Regions from separate parts of the Homo sapiens genome. Here region 1 is linked to region 2. A link is a contact called in ENCODE Hi-C data. All regions are on one chromosome and are shown on one strand. The core of a region is the stretch at or near the end of the contact, and the rest is flanking DNA. Distances in the headings are between cores, read along the strand shown.

Region 1 (5,760 bases), core at 3,208-5,707, 110 kb before region 2:
AGGCAGACAGTATCTAAAGAATAGGGAAAGCTGGAGGAAGAATGCAGCACCCTACTTCCACGGAAGTGGGTTTCACCCATTGTCTTTCTCCTGCAGACATGCTGGTCCGTAGAGAGCCTTGGTACAGGTGATGGCTTTTGTGACTTAGGGGACCTGGGATGTGTAGGAAGCACAGATCATTTTAATGTTCCTTCTTGCCCAGACATTGGCCAGACAGCACATTGAAGCAGCCATCTCTTCCCCAAAATAACTGCTGGGAGAGGTAGCATGACCCCTCCAATAGCAAACTTTAAGGATTTACAGCTACTATATAAGGACGAGAGGGTAGAGGGATGGGTGGTAGATGTTAGGAGCCCCTAAGGGAACAGGACATTCTGGGCCCTTCTAGATAACCTCTCTGATTACCTGTATATCCTTTAACCACATACAGCTAGATCAGCCTCACAGCTCTGGATTCCTGGAGTTCTGAGGAGGCTTCAAGACACACACAGCTGTAGCTCAGCCTAATAGTGCAACCCAAGATATTAGCAGTTTGACGTATTTTTATGTTTCAACATCCTTTTGCTATAGAGTTGTTTTTTTTAAAAATTTTTACACATTTGCAATATGATTTCATGGCAATTTCAAAAGGGGTTCACAAGAGTTATTGTTTTAGCTAAGTTTACTCTCTAGATTTACAGATCTTTCAGCAAATGTACCTAAATATTCCAGAGAAGTCGACAAAAGTTGAAATAAATTGGTTTGCTTGCTAGGGCAACAATGCTCTTTTCAGAAGAGACTTTTGCTTGCTCATTTTCCAAGTTAAAATATCGTTTATATTATTGGAGGAAATGAGGCAAAAGATATTCACATGACATGTTAATGAAATCAAATGAGTCTTGACATAAAAACATAAACATTACTATAAATATTGCCTGCTACCTGCTAGTACTGAACAGTGTTCACAGCAGAAAACTCAGTATCTCATCTTGTAAGTAATTTATGAGTTGGCAAATCATTTTACTCATATTTATAGTACAACTGATAACTTCATTGAGATTATAATATGCAAAAAAGGCTGACTAGGGGGTTAGGAAGGAAGAAAAGAGAAAAAAAAACAAAGACAAAGTACTTACTTTGAGTGATATTTTAAAAGTAATCCTGAATTTCAAATTAGGCTTTTTTGCTCAAAAAGAAAGACTGATCTAGTTCTACTCCCTGGGTCCTCAGGGTATGCTTCATTACTCAACAGGACAAATCTTTGAGAAATCTTCCTTTTATATTTATTTCTTCAAATGTCCATGCTTTACTAGAAATAGTAAAAAACAAAGCTGCCTTTAAAAAAAAAAAAGCAAATCCAGGATGTAAGTAACAAAAGAAAAATAAATCCTCTCCAAAGCTAGACTCTAATTCAGAGTGTAACTGTCTCCGCTATCTCTGTTTGAAGGCGTCCTCTTGTATTCCTTGTGACATTTCTCTTCACTCAGCCCGGTGCTGTTTTACAGCAACGTGAGGATGTCTGAAGAGAAATGAACTCATTCTCTGAAGTCCCTTGTAGTAAAGGAAAACAGATGGAGGATTTCCTGCTGAGGACTCCCTACCGAGGCACAAATTCGAGGGGGTGTGGAATTGACTTGTTAAGGCGCTCGGTTTTCTAGGCTCAGCAGAATCAGCTCAGCAATGAGCCCATATATGCTGTCTCTGCGCTACAGAGAACTCTGTCATCCTGCAATAACTCCACCGAAAGCAAGTGGCGGAGGCGGCTCAACAACATTATAGGGCCCTGTTTGTCATCACCCCTATTGCAACCACATCTTACCTCAGGACCAGAGAAATGCACGTAAGGACGTTTTGCTAGATTCAGTCTTCTTTCCCATGACTTTCGTTTCTTTTTTTTTTTTTTTTTAACCGTTATTTGAGGCTCAGGGGTACATGTGCAGGTTTGTTATAGAGGTAAATTCACGTCAGGGTTTGGTACACAGATGATTTGGTCACCCCGGGTACTAAGCAAAGTACTTGATAGTTATTTTTCCTTCCTCTCGTTTCTCCCACCCTCCTCCCCTTTCTTGGCTTTTCACATTCATTTCCCAGGTTTCTTATCTGATATAAGCAGTTTCCAGTTCCATGCATTTTGTGAGTGCATTCCTAAAGATTAATTTAAAATGTTATCAGCATTTTCTTTCTCCTACCACCCCTTTTCCGTATGAAAGTACACTTTTCAGCGAAGCACATTTCAAAATATGTGATGAAGATACTGCTTTGCTCAGGAACATTAAATTACACATATGAAGAAAGCAGGACTCTGCATAAGCTGCTTACGACTGCAGAGCCCTGACCACAGATTGAGACTTTTTAACTTTAAAACAAAAACAAAACCAGAAATAGTGAATAGCCCAAAACTCACTTTTTTAATTTTTATTTTTGAGACAGGATCTCACTCCGTTGCCCAGGCTGGAGTGCAGTGGCATGATTTCAGCTCACTGCAGCCTCAACCTCCTGGGCTCAAGTGATCTTCCCACCTCACCTCAACCTCCCAAGTAGCTGGGACTACAGGCACACTCACCACACCCAGCTAATTTTTGTAGAGATGGGGCATCACCATGTTGCCAAGGCTGGTCTCGACCTCCTGGGCTCAAGCAATCCTCCCACACTGACTCTCCAAAGTGCTGGGATTACAGGCATGAGCCACCATGCTCAGCCCCAAAACTCACCTTTAAAAGCACTATTAGGGCCCAGCACAGTGCTGTAATCCCAGCACTTTGGGAGGCCAAGGCGGGCGGATCACCTGAGGTCAGGAGATCGAGACCAGCCTGACCAACATGTGGAAACCCTGTCTCTACTAAAAATACAAAATTAGCCGGGCATGGTGGTACATGCCTGTAATCCCAGCTACTAGGGAGGCTGAGGCAGGAGAATTGCTCGAACCTGGGAGGTGGAGGTTGCGGTGAGCCGAGATTGAGCCACTGCACTCCAGCCTGGGCAACAAGAGCAAAACTCCATCCCCCCCCACCCAAAAAAAAAACACTATTTGGAGTTATTTCCTTCCTTATCACCAAGAATAAGGATACTCCTGCCCATCAGAGCCCTATTAATCTAACAAAGCAGTAACCGTGTATTAATTTCAGTTATCCTAACAGTTCACTCTAACTCCCTAACTATCTTTCATATTACAAATGTGTGTTAAACATCCTTCTAGAAATAAGTACCACACAGTCTTTCTTTCCGTGTGTCTTGGTGCAAGAGTTAATTTTTGTGGAGTAAAAGTTTCCATAAGCACAGGAAAATGACTATGAAAAATTAAGAGAGGTAAGGAGGGTTATTAGGAAGAAGATGTGTAAATTGTGTGTGCGGAGCTATGGCTGATCCATGAGTGGTGAGGACAAAAAAAACTTTTATAGACTCAATAAAAAATTTAAAAATCATCTAGAAGGCTGTTCTACATCAGGGATCCACAAACTATGGCCCATGGGCCAAATTAGGCCCATTGCCTATATTTGTAAATAAAGTTTTATTGGAACACATAAAAATTGAGAAATTCCTCTGTAAAGGAACAGATAGCAAATATTTTAGGCTTTGCAGGCCATGCAGTCTCTGTTGCCATATTGTCTACAGCTGTTTTCCTGCCACAACGGCAGAGTTGCACGCTTACGACAGAGACTGCATGGTCTGCAGAGCCCAAAATATTTGCCATCTGTCCCTTTACAGAGAAAGTTTTCAGACTCCTCCTCTGTATGATAGAGGGTCACCAGATAACTCCTGAATATTTTGGCCTTTTTTTTCTGAGCTGTGCAGTCAGAGGTGTATCACCATAATTGTATTCATAGATAATTCTCATCACTCAATGTCCTACCACTACTCATGGGGCAAGTGTGACAACGGGGCTTCTTGGAGGCCTGGGGTGGGGGTAGAACCCCCAAGATCCCAGGGGGCAAGATGGATCAGGTGATGTAAGAGTGTTGCAGTATGACACAATCAGAGAAAGAATCCAGACACTGTCAACGAGGGAAGTCAGAGAAGCAGGGCTGAGAGTGAGGATTGGGAAGCACAATGAAGCCACAAGGGGAGGGCAAAATAACAAAGATTAGTTACAAGTGAGTAAATGGAGTATGACATGGGCTGAAGCAAGCTGGTCGGACTGAGACCATCAGCAAAAATAAGAATGAAGCCACCTTCTTTCTAGTGCCCCCATGGAAAGATGACTGTACTCTGATTTGTTCCCTGGGTTGTTCCGGTTTTAAAACTGAAGGCCCCGTATCCAGGAACCTCCCCAGTTCCAAGGAATCCAGATGGTTGGCCATCCTACCTGGTGGCGCCATGCAAAAGCATGAAAGTCAAGCCTTCCCAGTGCTTAGCATCTTCCATCCTTAGAGAACTTAAACAAGGAGCAGGAAGCTGCTCTTAGAGCTACTGGGAGCACTGGGGGCCACTGCAGAAAGACAGAGGTCTCTGCTCTCAGTGAGTAAGTGATCTCACTGTGAGCAGGAAGATCACTCACTGGGAACAGGAAGAGAACAGCCTCAAAATAACCTGTAAACAAGTGTGAGATCATGTGTATTACTGGACAGTTTTTGGCCTGGCCTTTTTACCCCAATGCCAGCCCACATTTTTTTTCCCAGAATAGCTGACCTGTATGGTTTGATGACTGCCAGTTGCCTTGAACTCTCTGCTTTAATTTTCCTAAACTCCATAGCTATCCCAAATAATGCTTCATTTTTAGGTTCAATTTCTTTCATCTAAATAATGAATGCAAACCTGACTTTCCATGAATGTAGCTATTTTTAAAAAATGTACCAATCTGTCAGTAACAGCTCCTCAACAAATATTTCTTGAGCTCCTGCTATACGCAGGTGCTGTGCTGAGTTTGGGGTAAAGCACTGAGCCAGGTAGGCAAGGCCTCTGGTCTCATGGACAGGAAAGAGAAACACACAAATGTATACACAGGCTAACTTCAGATTGTGATAAGTGGGGATAAATAAGCAAAGCAATATGATGTAGAAAAACTGGGCTGAGGTGGGGATTTTATCTTAGGATTAGAGAGAACCTTCCTGAAAAGGTAGCATTTTAGCCACATGCCGGAAGCTGAGAAGGAACCAGTTGAGCAGTGAGCTAGGAAAGCTCAAAATCAAAGACAGAGATAGGATGGAACTTGTTATGCTCCAAAAAGCAGAGAGGACACTGATGTGGCGTAGTTAGCAAGTGGGGAAGCATCAGAGATAGGCAGACACCAGATGGTGCGAGGCTCTTGTCAGGATTGATGAGGAGGTCTGGCTTTTTTCCAAGGGCAAGGCAAAACTATGGAAATAATCTAAGCAGGGGAATGTGTGTGAACTGATTTGTGTTTTTCAAAGGATTTCTCCAGATGTGCTGTTGAGAATGGATTGAAGGGAAGAAAGATGGGACTGAGTGAGAATGTTCACTTGTTAATTTCTCGTGTCTGTTCACTTGAGGGAAATCAAAGGGCAGGGACCTTGTCTTCCTGGGTCAGCACTGTATTCTGATCTTCTAACACACACCTGGTGCAGAGAAGATACACACATGATTCTGCCAGCTGTCTGTTGAGTGCTGTGTATAGAAAGCACTTAGCTGGCTGCAACAGGGGGGGTCTGTAAGTGAGAAGAGAACCAATTGCTCTGCAAAAAATTATCACTTGGGTGGATACAGTAGATAGACTCAGTCAGCATTTTTTTTTTGGAATTGTTTCTTTTATTATTATTATTATTATACTTTAAGTTTTAGGGTACATGTGCACAATGTGCAGGTTAGTTACCTATGTATACATGT
Region 2 (5,626 bases), core at 1,481-3,980:
ATGTTAGGAGACTCTTTCTCTGCTTTTTTTTAAAAAGACAATTTTATTTATTTAATTTTAAGACAAGATCTCACTCTGTCACCCAGGCTGGAATGCAGTGGCATGATCACAGCTCACTGCAACCTCAAACTCCTAGGCCCAAGTGATCCTCCCACCTCAGCCTCCTGAGTAGCTGGGACTACAGGTAGGCATCACAACGTCTGGTAAATTATTAAATTTTTTTGTAAAGATGGGGTCTCGCTATGTTGTCCAGGCAAGTCTCAAACTCCTGGCCTCAAGAGATCCTCCTGCCTCAGCCTCCCAAAATGTTGGGACTATAGGTGTGAGCCACTGCACCAGGCTGAAGACAATTTCTTAGATGGAAATACCTATCCAATGTTCTGGAGGTTCCATAGGTAATGCTACTCATGAAATACTACACTCACAGGCTCTGGTATTCTTCCCTACCTGGCTCACTAGCTATGTGACCTTAGCCAAGTGCCTTAGTCTGCTAAAAGTCATGTCTCAACTGCAGACTGAAGTTTATTACCAATCATATTGGAGTGTTGTGAGGTCTTAAGGAGAGATTGGACTTATAGCTGTTGGATGTCTTGGCTTCAAAAAGTAGTTGCTGTAGATTTATTATTTCTGCATCCTAATCCCATCTTTTGGTCATTCTGCACTTCCTTTGCTTCCCTTCCATGACCAGCTGGAACCCCCATCCCGGAGAGGCAGTATTTGGGGTGACAGATGCCTTGCTTCCTGTCCAGGGCCAGAAAAGCCTTCAGGCCCTGGAAAGGAAAAGAAGTTAGCAGAATGCAAGTGTATTTATTCTAACTCCACTGGTTTTAAAGTTCCCTTTTTTTTTTTTTTCCAGCAAATGTGTTTTCTTCCTCTCATGGAACCGAGAACATATGTGATCCCTGGCAGATGATTTTTGCAACTCTTAAAGTCAGGATTGGAGAAGGCTGACTCACAATTTCTTACACTGCACGTGTGAAATCTTTCAAGAAAACTTGAAGGGGGGGAAGATCTACAGTATTTTGGATGATGTTTTCAATTGCTATGAAATTGGTAAAAAAAAAAAAGGATCGATCAGTTATTTGCTTTTATTTCTGACTTTCAAAAAACTTTTTATTTTAAAACAGCAGGAAGAGATGGGTTGAACAAAGGTAGTATCACTGAGAAGAACAGAAAGAAAGTAATATTTATAGAGCATTGTAGTTTTCCAATCATCTTAATCATTTGATCTTGTGGCATTTCTGTGATGCAGTTTTTATCTGTGACAAGAACAAAAGATCTCAGGGATACAGAGCCATTGAGACTTTATTGACTGTAATCATTGACTTTTTTTTTTTGCATTTTACCCTGTCATTTTTTTTAAAAAGCGTTCATACAGTCCAGGTTTTCTGAAACTTAAAGTAAGCTAAAGGATGGGAAGCTAGAACATGATTCCTGTTAAAATAATACATTTGAGAAAATGTTTCTTTAGCTATCACTGTAATTGATCAAGTATGCAACAGACATTCTTTTATAAGATATCCAACCCCTAACTTCCAAAATGCCAGATCAAAAGTCTTATCTATGCAATGTTTTATGAGTAATTAATTCTGACTGCCTATGGACAACCACAAGGACAGAGCCCCCATACAGATACACACATTCAGCTCAGACAGAGTAAGTCTTAATCACAGAGTAAGTCTTTGAGAGCGAATCTCCCAAGCTCAGAAAGCAAAAGAGTTCCAACAACTCCTGCAGCAGAGACTAGAACAAGTGTCAAGAGCCAGAAATATTAACTACAGGCTAAGAGGTAGTCATTTCCACTTCCTTCCAGAGCTCGGTTCAAATCCTGGGCTTACCACTTAGTGACTGTGTGACCTTGAGCTAAGCATTTCAACTTTGCAGGGTCCTATTTCCCTGTGTGTAAGTGGGGATAACCAACAGGTCAACCCCATGCATGGTTGTGAGATGAAAAGATATCACATACACTGCACAGCATGTGACATGCAGCAGACATCAAATAAATAGTAGCTATTGTTTTGTAGCATTGTGATTATCCATAATCCTGGGTTTGCAACATCATTAGTGCTATAATTTGAAACACATTTATTCTTTATATTCTAGCAAACTAGTTCAAAGCCTGTTTTTCAAATACATTATCTAGTTTGGGCTTTAAAAAAAAAAATCCCTGTCGATGTTCTGCTCTGCTTATCAAAGGCTCTCTCTAACGCTTACCCAAGGGTAAGTAAATTACACAGGATTCTGTTCTGCCTTCTATTATTCTTCTCCAACCACATTCCATGTGATAATGGGCCAATTCCTTTACTTCCTCTTTCCTCCTACCACATTCTATACCCAAAAAAGATGCCAGTTAAGTTTTAACCCTCCTTTAAAAGTGAATTTCCAGCTTTATTTTATTCTTTAAAATTATTTAAAGTGGTTGCAAGTTCTTTTAGTGCCCTCCAATCCCAATTCAGGCAACAAAACAGTCACAAGAGAGAATGATTAGTGCTTTTGCCAGGGTCTCCTCCCACGGATGACTTTGTAATGAACTATGCATCCATAAAAGGTTGACTCTTTGATCTCTTGCTGCTTGTACAACGCTAAAGCGCAAGGCATTCCAGGGCAAACCACACAAAGAGAGAGGAACACAGGTTATTTATGGTAGTCTGCTGACTCTAAGTTTAGCCTAGCTCTTTAAAGATTCAAATACACACATCATATTGACTGCCAGGTCTGCTCCCTCGTGTTACGGCAGCATCTAATGGGGCGGTAGCGTAGGAATGTCTGATCCCTGGCTTCTCCCTGGGGTGAGAAAGGTAGCTGGTTTGGCAGAGACAGTCACAACAGTATTTATAGAGACAGCAGAAAATAGAATCCATATGCTTACAAAGGGAAGTCAGGGTAAATCACCGGGAGCTGAGAGGACTCCTGAACTCCCTTTCTGAAGCTTGCTTGGCTTCTGGCACAGACTAAACAGGACCTACCTACCAGCTTTCTAGCTGCACAAAATCCAGCACCCGCATGCCCTCCTTCATCTGGTGGTTTTCTACCAACAATATCACTTTACAGAAGGAGGGGATACAGCCTCTTTGGTTGCTTGAATTCAGAAGCTATTTTGCAAACTTTCTACCGTCACTCAGGGAACTTTTGCCATCATTAAGCGAACTTCCTGTGTCAGAGCTGGTGCAAACATTCTGACATTGAGGAAGCTAAGTTTAATGCTTCCTGACAATGATTCTCTGACCATGATGTCGAAGGCCCTTCTATCCCTCTGTGATGTGGCTGAGTGCTGATTTATACAGCTCACTAAACCAAACACCAAGTTGAATGAAGACGGTATTGAGACAAGATAAATAATCTATCTATCTATCTATCTATCTATCTATCTATCTATCTATCTATCTAATTTCCTACCTTCCTATGGATTAAATACCAAAATTTTACATCTTGCAGGCAGAATGTTGAGGGCTGTATGAAAACTTTGTAATGGGAGAAAATGAAAAACGTTAATAGTTTTTATTAGCATAAAATATTGAACTGGTGGATTTATGAACAGAATTTAGGCTGAATGAATATGCTAAAGTTGGGGATTAATTGGTCATCTCACCATTCCAGACACTCAAGGCCACTCATGTAGGCTGATTTGGGGAAAGCAAAGGGATCTCAATGAAACTGGAAAATTAATTTTGCTCTTTTATGGGATCCTGACTTTGATCAAGATCATATAATTGGACTGACCCAAAAACAACTCTTATTTCTGATTCATTCTATTCCCTCCATAGACACAGGCAGTCATCAGGTATCTACACCGTTCCCTCTATCCTTTGCCAAAAAGTTCATGTTCTCTGAGCATTTTCGTATTCTTTAGTCATTATCATGGCTTTGAGCCAGAGTCTGAACACAAAGACAGGCATATAAATGGATCTAATACATGGTCTGAAAAATAACACATATGTGCTAACCCTGTCCGCAACACCAAAGGAAGAATGACTGAAAAATAAAGCAGCTACATATCAGAACAAATACCTGTGGGAAGATTGCAGGGTTCAATTTGGACATTTTGTTCCACTGAGCTCAGAGAGGGAATGAACAGAAGCCAAGTTTTATAGATAGGCCTACAGCTCATAATTCACTCACTGTCAAGATGATGGATGCTCATTTTATGATTTAATAAAAAGATAGACCTTACCCAAAAAGAAAATAAGCAGGAGGAGGAAGACTCCATGGAGAAGTAATGCAGTCTTTCAGGGATGATTCCCAGGGGCTCTGGGCTGTGGTTCCACTCCGTCTCCAGGACACAGTGCAATCGGCCACAAATTTAGGACCCCAGGATCTCCGTCTGTAAAATACAAGTCATAATGGAATTGTTCCCACTGCAGAACTGCTGAGTAATTAAAACTCAAGTGGATAGCAAAAAAAAAAAAAGCAGAAAAAACTGAAGAATAAAATACCTCTATGATATACAGCCTGGCTCAGGATGCTTTGTAATTACACACAGGGCTTTATAGTTATCCAAAGTTAGAGTTCAAGTTAACTTCAGTTTTCCAGTATTTTCCCCAAAACATTAGTTGGACGCTATAAAGGAAAGTAAACACATTCGACTAAGTCAACCATGAAAATAAGAGTTGGCTTAGGTAGTTGGGGGCGGAAGGAAATGAAGAGAGGCCAATTGAGAATCAGAGAGGCTGAATGAAAAGCTGAACCATTGCAGACTCGCATCTCTAATCCCTTTATTAAGGATGATGTGCAGCTGCAGTGGCTATGCCGCTCCAAGAGCCTGCTACACAGAGATGCCTGGTTCCCTCAGCCATGCCAAACAAGACATGGTCATGGTCATGCTCATGGGAGTAAGGACAGGTAGGAGAGCCTGGAACATTGGTGAACATGAATTGCCCAACATAAAGGTTTCTGTCTAAATGGAATTTTGAAGCCTAAAGATTTCAAAATTATGGATGATGCTGAGAGGCACCTCTTCTGTGGAGGAGGGTTTTGGGATTGTTGAGGAGACCCAGAAGAATGAACTTGACATTGCAACCTCCCCCTGCACTTGGTAGATTTCTATGCTGTGGGAAACTATAGTGATTTACTTGATGCCAGAAAACTGGGGGCTCACAGAATAAGGCAACTGGTTAAAACAGTATTTTTCCCAATAGAAATTTGTTTCTGTAAACTCCTCTTAGGATCCTGAGAAACATATTTTAAGGAGAAGGAAAATGATGGATAAAAGTATGGAAAAAGGTAATTGAACACACTTATGTCAGAAACACATTATTGAGTTTTGACCATCATTTAGTAGCCAGGCTATTAAAATGTGAACTATGCCTCAATTAACACATATCACAAACATTTTGTTGAGTTTTCACCCTGAAATACTCATGCTATTATACTTTTAAAATATTGGCTATGACCATACAATTTAAATTATTTCTTGTGCTGAGTTCAATAGTTATGAATATTGTCATACTTAAAGTTTTATTTTCAAGCTCTTTTGGGCATCAAAGTGGTCCACTGAAACCGTATAACACAGGAGAGATGAGTAGCCTTGATGTCAGGTGAAGTCTAGGTTCCTGGCGAAACCATTTGATTTCTGGGCTGTTTCTTTACCAACAACATGAAGCTATAAGTTCTTGATGAGTAGAGGATA

Evidence for each region. Hi-C counts contacts between places; a loop is a spot of excess contacts on that map. Pooled maps may share reads with other maps.
Region 1: a map of gastrocnemius medialis shows a loop between it and region 2 (3-fold over the local background). The contact joins two enhancer-like sites. A Hi-C loop is called at or near these places in 5 of 168 maps with a recorded cell type or tissue (cardiac septum, gastrocnemius medialis, heart left ventricle and 1 more) and 5 of 50 pooled maps.

The regions. Positions count from the first base shown.
Region 1 is chr10:24,114,277-24,120,036 of GRCh38, reverse strand. It overlaps a transcript of KIAA1217 not described here. Among named protein-coding and RNA genes, the nearest start is that of KIAA1217, 92 kb to the left of the region's middle. Within about 2 kb of position 4,457, at least 3 of the 41 ENCODE cell types and tissues checked have a DNase peak (open chromatin) inside an H3K27ac peak, as active enhancers do.
Region 2 is chr10:24,005,920-24,011,545 of GRCh38, reverse strand. It overlaps a transcript of KIAA1217 not described here. Among named protein-coding and RNA genes, the nearest start is that of KIAA1217, 200 kb to the left of the region's middle. Within about 2 kb of position 2,730, at least 4 of the 41 ENCODE cell types and tissues checked have a DNase peak (open chromatin) inside an H3K27ac peak, as active enhancers do.